2 separate regions of the Homo sapiens genome follow, and region 1 is linked to region 2. Evidence: chromatin contacts called from ENCODE Hi-C or POLR2A ChIA-PET data. All regions are on one chromosome and are shown on one strand. The core of a region is the stretch at or near the end of the contact, and the rest is flanking DNA. Distances in the headings are between cores, read along the strand shown.

Region 1 (4,227 bases), core at 489-2,988, 430 kb before region 2:
GACTCTGTCTCAAAAAAAGAAAATAAATAAAAAAAAAAAAAAATAAAAGGAAGGCCTAGAGACTAAGGCAGGCCAGGGGGATGGGGAGATGGAGAGATAGTATACTTGTGTGATTAAGAGTATATGAGCTCTGGAGGTTCCATGAGATAATGTGCTTAAGTCCTTAGCAGTGTGTCTGGCCCAGTAAGTGCTCAATAAGTGATAGCAATTATTATTACAGGAGCATTTTGGAGAAAAGGAGAGTCTCCTCCAGAAGGATTTCAGATCATTGTGAGCCTGTCTTGGGAGAAGCATGATCTCTGGGAACGCTCACACCAGAATCCTCCTCCTAGATTAAATTAAAAGTTTAAAGAGCTAGAATGGGAGGATGTATGGTAGAGATGTCTCCCAGAGATATTTAGATCTCTATTCTCTGGTTGTAGAATAACCAAAGAGGGTTAGAACAGATAGGAGAAGAAACAGACAGTTGGATTTCAGAATGGATAGGGTCTATTTCTGTTGGTAAAAGAGACTCAGAATACCAGATTTAAAGTAAATAATAAAGATAGCATAAACTATGTGATTTCCAAAAAGTGCTCAGCTTCCTCTGCCTGTTCTGGGCCTGTCTGTCCAACAGAATTCAGTGAAATCTGATTTCCTCATATTCTTTTTTAATTTTTTTTTTTTGAGATGGAGTCTTGCTGTGTTGCCCAGGCTGGAGTGCAGTGGCCTAATGTGGGTTCACTGCAAGCTCCGCCTCCCGGGTTCATGCCATTCTCCTCATTCTCCTGCCTCAGCCTCCCGAATAGCTGGGACTACAGGTGCCCGCCACCACGCCCGGCTAATTTTTATTTTTTTGTGTTTTTAGTAGAGACGGGGTTTCACCGTGTTAGCCAGGATGGTCTTGATCTCCTGACCTTGTGATCCGCCTGCCTCAGCCTCCCAAAGTGCTGGGATTACAGGCGTGAGCCACCGCGTCTGGCCTGATTTCCTCATATTTTTTAGGAAAGTGGAGTCAACTTATATTTGAGGAAGGCGTTTATAGGAATTTATGCTTATCCCAGAGATCTTGGTATGTTTTGTCAAGAATGAAAAGGCACGTGGGTCTGGTGGGGATGCAGTCAGATATTTGATCTCTTGACTGTGTTTCTTTTGAAGTAGTCTGAGGCTCAGACTTTGGGGCAGTGGCCCAGGCTTGGAGGCAACCCCCCAGTCTCTCTTTGCATGGGGAAGTGTGCAGAGTTCTCTTAGAACACCCAGTCACATGGTGTAGAGACTGCTCTTACACTTCCTGTAATCTCAGCATGGGAACAAGCCTTTGTGTCACACTGTGCAACCTTCCTCCCTTTCTTAAATGCTTGGGGTGAGAGAGAAGAGAGGCTAGGGTGGGGCATGGAGGACACAGAGAGAGAGAGTGCTGTGTATTCCTTCCCCGCTACTGTCCTGTCCTCAGCTAACTTGCTCTGGGACAGCTTCCCCAGGGCTACAGATACTGCACTCAGCTGACTGTCCTTTCTTCTGGGCCCCTGGTCCCAGAGCAGAGCTGACAAAGGAGATTCCTGAGAGAGCACCTTCTTATCACAGAAAGTGCTGAGCCAAGAGCTCCTAGCTGCCCCTTTTGCAGATGTGAAGGGCCAGTGAACCTTGGACCCAGATGGTTGCTTAATACTCCTTTCCCCCTCCCTCACTCCTTCCTTTGCGGGCTGCCTCACCTCCTCCACCCTTCTTGCTTAAATCCATAGGCATTTGTCTGGCCTTCCCTTTTACTGCTGGCTGGGAAGGAGGAGCATCAGACCACAGATCCTGGAAGGCACTTCTCTCCCTGACTGCTGCTCACACTGCCGTGAGAACCTGCTTATATCCAGGACCAAGGAGTGAGTGTGCGTTCCACCCTCTTCTCATCTCCACTTACCTTGCTAACCCTCCTCTTTGCTGCTGTGCAGTGTCTAATCGCTTCTTCTCCCGAGTGCCTCTCACCCTAACATCTCTCCATTGCTTGACTAGCCTCTCCCATTTTCCTCTCAGCTGTCTCCTGTTCGGTGTTTTCCAGCATGTGCTGCCTGGCTGCAGCTGTCTCCCTGCCTTGGCTCGGGGTGATATCTCTCCAGCAGCAACTCTGGGGTAGGGAGTGGCCATCAGCTGCCTCCAATCATCCCTAGGTTTTATGGTACATTGGATCGCCCTTCTCTCATTCATACTTTTTTGGGTGATTCAACGATGCTGATGTGAGGGATCGATAGCAGGAGGCTTAGAATACCAGAGAATGGGAAAGGAAAAGCAAGGAAAAGATAATAGCCTGTCTTCTTTCAGGGTGAAGTGGGTCTACTTGGGCTTTGCCAGGGCTGAAGACTCCAGCTAAGGGTTAAGGGATGCTCTTTGGGCAGGAGGATGGTTGTGGGTTTCCAGCAGGTTTCTGAAGCCTTTAGTTTTGGCAGACGTAGAGTCCTTGGGGAAAAGAGCAGTGTCATGAGACGCTCCCACAGATTAGCTGCTGGTAGGGTCAGTTCCTAATGTTGTACCTCAGCACAGGTGATCCCTGAAGCTGAAATTGGAGGGAAGACGGGTTTTGGATAAGGCTGAAAACTCGGGGTCAAGCCATTATAGTTATTTTCTGGGAGCCGCCACACTGCCCCCATGCCTGTCTTGTATTATAGCAGGCTCAGAGAGAACCAACATTTAGTGTTTTGTTTTTGATTTTGTTTTTTTTTTGAGACAGAGTTTTGCTCTTGTTGCCCAGGCTGGAGTGCAATGGCCCAGTCTTAGCTTACCGCAACCTCTGCCTCCCGGGCTCAAGTGATTCTCCTGCCTCAGCCTCCCAAGCAGCTGGGATTACAGGCATGTGCCACCACGCATGGCTAATTTTTGTATTTTTAGTAGAGACTGGGTTTCTAAATGTTGGTCAGGCTGGTCTCGAACTCCCGACTTTAGGTGATCTGCCCGCCTTGGCCTCCCAAAGTGCTGGGTTTACAGATGTGAGCCACAGCGCCCGGCCCAAGATTTAGTTCTCTATTTGGTGAGTCGGGTGGGCAGCAATGTCCTAATGATGAGAGACAGATCCTTTCTCTCTGGCGAATGAGTGCCTTCTCTTAAAAATTCAAGTTGGAGGCTGGGCAAGGTGGCTCACGCCTGTAATCCCAGCACTTTGGGAGGCCGAGGCGGGCGGATAACCTGAGGTCGGGAGTTTGAGACCATCCTGACCAACATGGAGAAACCCCATCTCTACTAAAAATACAAAATTAGCTGGGTGTGGTGGTGCATGCCTATAATCCCAGCTACTTGGGAGGCTGAGGCAGGAGAATCACTTGAACCCGGGAGGCGGAGGTTGCAGTGAGCTGAGATCGCGCCATTGCACTCCAGCCTGGGCAACAAGAGCAAAACTCCATCTCAAAAAAAAAAAAAAAAAATTAGCCACGCGTGGTGGCAGGTGCCTGTAATCCCAGCTACTTGGGAGGCTGAGGCAAGAGAAGCGCTTGAACCCGGGAGGCTGAGGTTGCAGTGAGCCGAGCCGAGATTGCACCACTGCACTCCAGCCTGGGCTACAGAGCGAGACTCTGTCAATAAATAAATAAATACATAGATAGATAGACAAATATTCAAGTTGGGGTTGTTTTGATGAGTGAGCTGGAGAAAAGGTTATTTGGAGGTCTCCGCATTGGTTGGTGAGCTGCCCGTATTACCCTGTGTTGGAGGCGGGTAGAGGTTCTATGTAATTGCCAACCACCTAATCTATAGCATCATCTTTCTTCCTTAAAGGGCAATGCCAGGAAGCTGGTGAAGGGTTTCCTCTCCTCCACCATGGTTGACAGCACTGAGTATGAAGTGGCCTCCCAGCCTGAGGTGGAAACCTCCCCTTTGGGTGATGGGGCCAGCCCAGGGCCGGAGCAGGTGAAGCTGAAGAAGGAGATCTCACTGCTTAACGGCGTGTGCCTGATTGTGGGGAACATGATCGGCTCGGGCATCTTTGTTTCCCCCAAGGGTGTGCTCATATACAGTGCCTCCTTTGGTCTCTCTCTGGTCATCTGGGCTGTCGGGGGCCTCTTCTCCGTCTTTGGGGCCCTTTGTTATGCGGAACTGGGCACCACCATTAAGAAATCTGGGGCCAGCTATGCCTATATCCTGGAGGCCTTTGGAGGATTCCTTGCTTTCATCAGACTCTGGACCTCCCTGCTCATCATTGAGCCCACCAGCCAGGCCATCATTGCCATCACCTTTGCCAACTACATGGTACAGCCTCTCTTCCCGAGCTGC
Region 2 (4,116 bases), core at 283-2,782:
CAGGTGCCTATGCATCACCGTGGGCTCCTCACACGAGAGGATGGGGCCCGCACCTCTGGGCTACGTGCTAGACACAGAGTGATGTTGCTTTTTGTCATCAAACCAAGCAGTTGATATTCTCTTTAAACCTCAGCATGTGTTCATAAATTTCATTAATTGATTCATTCTTCCATATGTACTCAGCTCTAGGATATGCAGTGAAGTAAACACAAAAAACAAGAGTATGACAGTCTCGACCCTTGAGGATCTTATTATTAGAGATGGAAGTAAAAAAGAAGCATAGCAGTCAAGGCTGTATTAATTCTCCATATAAAAAATGTCTAACATACGAAGTAGGGATTCAGAGAAGGGTCACTAGCAGTTACAACAGCTGAAGACTGTATCATGGAAGTAAATATTATAATTCAAACTGCCAAAGGAATTGCAGTTGATGGTGAAATGCTCTCTAAGATGTGTGGCCTCCTAAGCCCCCGAAGTCTAGGCACTCTGCTCCAGCTGTTGTCTCCCTGAGTCGGAAGACAATGGGAGACAGGGGAATCTTCTAGGAACCCATTCATTGACCTGTAATGGTTTTCTTCCCCTCCTTAATATTACTGTTCATTCATTGATTGACATGTTCATCCATTTATTCATTCAAGAAACCTATATTGTGCCAGACCTGGAATTACAGAGATAAATCCAAAAGTATTTCATAAATTTTCACACTAGGTTGCCACTGAGTTGGAGCTTCATAGAACAGAGACAAGCCAAAATCACTAAAAATTGCTGTCTCCATCTTCAGGCACTTGTGTTAGTTTCCCGTTGATTCTCTGCTGCTTTTAGATTATCTGCCCATGGGGTTCTTTCGCTTTCTCTCTGCTGACCCCAGTGTTCTGCTGTGTTTTTTCACAGTCCGTTCATACCCTTACCTCTGGAGGTGAGGGTGAGACAAGGTTCCTGGTACTTCTAGTCAGCAGGGATGATGGTCAGAGAGAACATTTTATTGGTCATGTGGAAATAATCTAAGCACAAACAAACAAATAAAAGACCTCTGCTTTAGTCTTGATTAAAAATCCCACTAGTTTGCAATGGTGTTTGATATGCCTTGTGAGGAAGAAATTCTATTATGTCAAATTTTCAAAAGTCTGTGCTGCTGTGATAAAGATACTTACATTCCATAACCACAGAGTTCAGTGAAAAGGGGCTGTTAGGAGACCAGACAGTTTGGGGAAAGGTTTTATGTAATTTAAATTTACAGAGGGTTGGCCTCTCCTTGTGTTTACTGACAAGGAACAAGAAGCTTCAGTATCAACTCCCTAGGAATATAACCTTTAACAGCAAAGCATTTGATCAAAAAGAGCTCAGAAAAGTATTATATTGTTCACTTAATCCTCAGAATGTTTGTGTAGGAAGATAATTTGTTTAGTTGAATGATAAATCAACTCACAACCTTTTATTACTTAACTGATTCCTTTCTTTCTCTCTGATGTGGTCTTTTCTTTCAGTCAGAAGAACTTTAGACCCTCCTGGTTTTCCCCCTCCTCTCCCTTGGGCCTACTTTTTTCTTAGCAAACCACAAGAAATAAGGGTCCATAGTAGGCATTGCCCAGGGCTTGGTTTCTTTGCCAGTCCTGTAGTTGGACATTTATATTCTGGAGACAGAGGCTTCCGGGGAGCAGTTGGTATCAGATGATTTATACATTTCTGTGAGTGCTGAGACACAAGATCCAGCTGCTTGTTGGCTTAGCTGTGTCGTAGAGTTGGGCTGGATTACCTTGGTCTTATTCATAGTGCCTGGACAAACAGGCAACCCTCCATACACTATCAGCTCCAGGTCTTGGAACCAAAGTGAAGCCAAAGATCAGAGTCTGTGTCTTCCTTCCCTCTCTCTTCATTTCTGGAAACATCACAAGAAAGAAGAGAAATTCTGCTCAATTTCATGGGATTGTGAGGGTGTTGTCATTTGGAGTCTAATGTGGATCAGTGGGAACCACAGCCCGTGAGCTTCCCACATCTCCCTTGATCCCCCGTCATGTCATGTCTTCTCTGAGCTTAACTGAGTTTAACCCCCAACTTGCAAGCCAGGAACTGGGGAACGGAATTTAATTTTCCTTGTGCATCTACTGCATGCCTTCAACTTCCCCACAACACTGACTCATATAACTTTCACAGCCAACCAAGGTATGTATTACGTTCTCGTTTTATGAACAAAGAGGACCTAGGAGGTTAAGTAACGTTCGCAAAGTTTTAGAGCTAATTGTGCTAGAGATAGAACTTGAATCTAGATATAAAGTTCTGACAATTTCTATGACCATATACAGCGAAAAGGAAGGAGTAGGCCAATTCTCCTTCTTCCTCTACCTACCACTGTCTTTGTGAAAGGGTCAAGCAATGCTGGGAGGGAGGAGATTCCTTAGCTGTGTCCTTTCCCAGTAGCTCCACTCCCCAGGCCTCCACCACATGTCATGAATCTAATCACTCCAGTGGTCAGCTTCAACTTTCAGCAGGTGCTGGGATTTGGCCAGGGCTTGCCCTGGTAGTCATGTGAAGGGAACAGCCCAGTCACTGTCACATCCTTAGCAGCCCGCTGTCACTCCCAGTGTCCTTAGGGCCAGAACTGACCAGCATCCCAGAAATTCCTGAGCTGAATCTTGTTCCCAGGGACTACTGAACCCCTGAGAAGGAGGGTGGGGGAGAGCCAGATACCCCCACCCACCACTGTGCTTTATCCTCTGACAGGCTGGACCCGAGTGAGGAAGATCAGTGGCAGGAGTGACCTCCAGCCAGACTCCTTCTGCCCTTCACTTTCCCACAATGGGAGGGTGGACCCGCTTGCTCTGGGCCAGTTTCTCATGGGCTTCTCTGAAGCAGGTACTTGCCGATGTGGGAATCCCCATACTCTCAGGGGACCCTGAGATGTTGGGGACTTCCACCCCTCAGAAGAGGGAGGTGATAAAGTTGGCTGGGACCTGCAGGCTCGTCAGCCTCAACTACGTAACAAGTGGCAGGGCTTGCCTGCTTGTGAGAGGCTCTGTTGTCTTTGGAACAAGTTGAAGGAATTGACATTAATATTTTTGAAGTAAACATAGGCCCTGGAACTCAAGGCACAGGCCAAGCACCCCTCAGGTAAAGCTGGGGCCAAGGTGAAACAAGCAGATGCAGGAAGTGCAGCAGACGAGTGGCCAGAGGACAGGTGTAAACCCCAGAGAACTGGTCAGGACTGACTGCAGAGAGGGTGGCAGACACCGTCACTTCTGGCACAGGCTCAAAGGGGTTTGCAAAGAAAGAAAAAGGAAGAAGTGTTAAGACAGTCTGACGGGTGATGAGTGTTCTATTAGGGTGGGATTTTTGCATGTGGGAGAGGACTTCTGATTGGTTTTCAAGTAAACTTTTCAATCTTTGATTCGTTTACTATGTATTGGTAATACATGGGGATTTTCCAGGCTGGGTAGGCCCATACGAGTTTTCCAGTTTTCACTGAATTTGAAAATATGGTCGTCTGCTTTGGGTCTGAGTCTCACATAAGCAATTCTCAACCCCAACTCTGCCTTCTAATCTTAGGTCTTGGGCAAGACTGTTAACCTTTCTGGGCCTCAATTTCCTTGTCTATAAAAGAAAAGGGTTAAACTATGTGATCATCTGGAAACCAACTCTAGGTGCTGAGAAGGCAGAGGTCCCTTCCAGGTGGCCCACCCCTTCCTCGTCCCCTGCAGTCCTCAGGCAGCAGGCTGCCCTTCTGCAATCAGTTTACTTCTGGAAGCTGCTGTAGATACTCAGCCTAATTGGATTTTCCGTGTGTAAAGATGTGAGTAGAGTCACAGAGAGGTTTCCTCCAGGCTCTGAAGGCCTCCAGGATCACTCTGGATGACAAATAGAATTTAATCAGTTGATCAGTGTGCCTAAATCCTCTTGTCATGGTGGTGATGTTTGCAGTTCAATTTCATTTTTATAGAATAAGGGATTCAGTGATTTGGTGAGAAAGGGAGGTGTTTCTTTTGTAACCATGATATTGCCATATTATTTAGCCCCGATTTGAGTGTGGTTCTCTGTTGAGCACCATCCCCAGTGCATTAAATGGAAAGAAACTTCTCTCTTGAAGCTTCCAGTCTGAATCAGCAAGGTGGTTCTCATATGAAA

What was found. Hi-C counts contacts between places; a loop is a spot of excess contacts on that map. ChIA-PET counts read pairs that join two places held with the same protein, here RNA polymerase II (POLR2A). Pooled maps may share reads with other maps.
Region 1: a map of psoas muscle shows a loop between it and region 2 (3-fold over the local background). The contact joins the promoter of SLC7A7 here to the enhancer-like site in region 2. A Hi-C loop is called at or near these places in 12 of 168 maps with a recorded cell type or tissue (OCI-LY7, Right ventricle myocardium inferior, ascending aorta and 5 more) and 25 of 50 pooled maps. POLR2A ChIA-PET finds 5 or more read pairs at or near these places in 2 of 52 experiments (Caco-2 and OCI-LY7).

Annotation. Positions count from the first base shown.
Region 1 is chr14:22,812,946-22,817,172 of GRCh38, reverse strand. It overlaps SLC7A7 (solute carrier family 7 member 7), which reads left to right and starts at 1,738. Exons shown (of 10, transcript NM_003982.4): 1 at 1,738-1,853; 2 at 3,733-4,227. The coding sequence starts at 3,775. RefSeq lists enhancers at 1,649-1,748, 1,937-2,443 and silencers at 3,751-3,810, 3,831-3,890.
Region 2 is chr14:22,382,732-22,386,847 of GRCh38, reverse strand. All of the region lies in intron 2 of TRD-AS1 (TRD antisense RNA 1), which reads left to right. It also overlaps TRA. Among named protein-coding and RNA genes, the nearest start is that of TRD-AS1, 98 kb to the left of the region's middle. RefSeq lists an enhancer at 2,485-3,194. Within about 2 kb of position 1,532, at least 2 of the 41 ENCODE cell types and tissues checked have a DNase peak (open chromatin) inside an H3K27ac peak, as active enhancers do.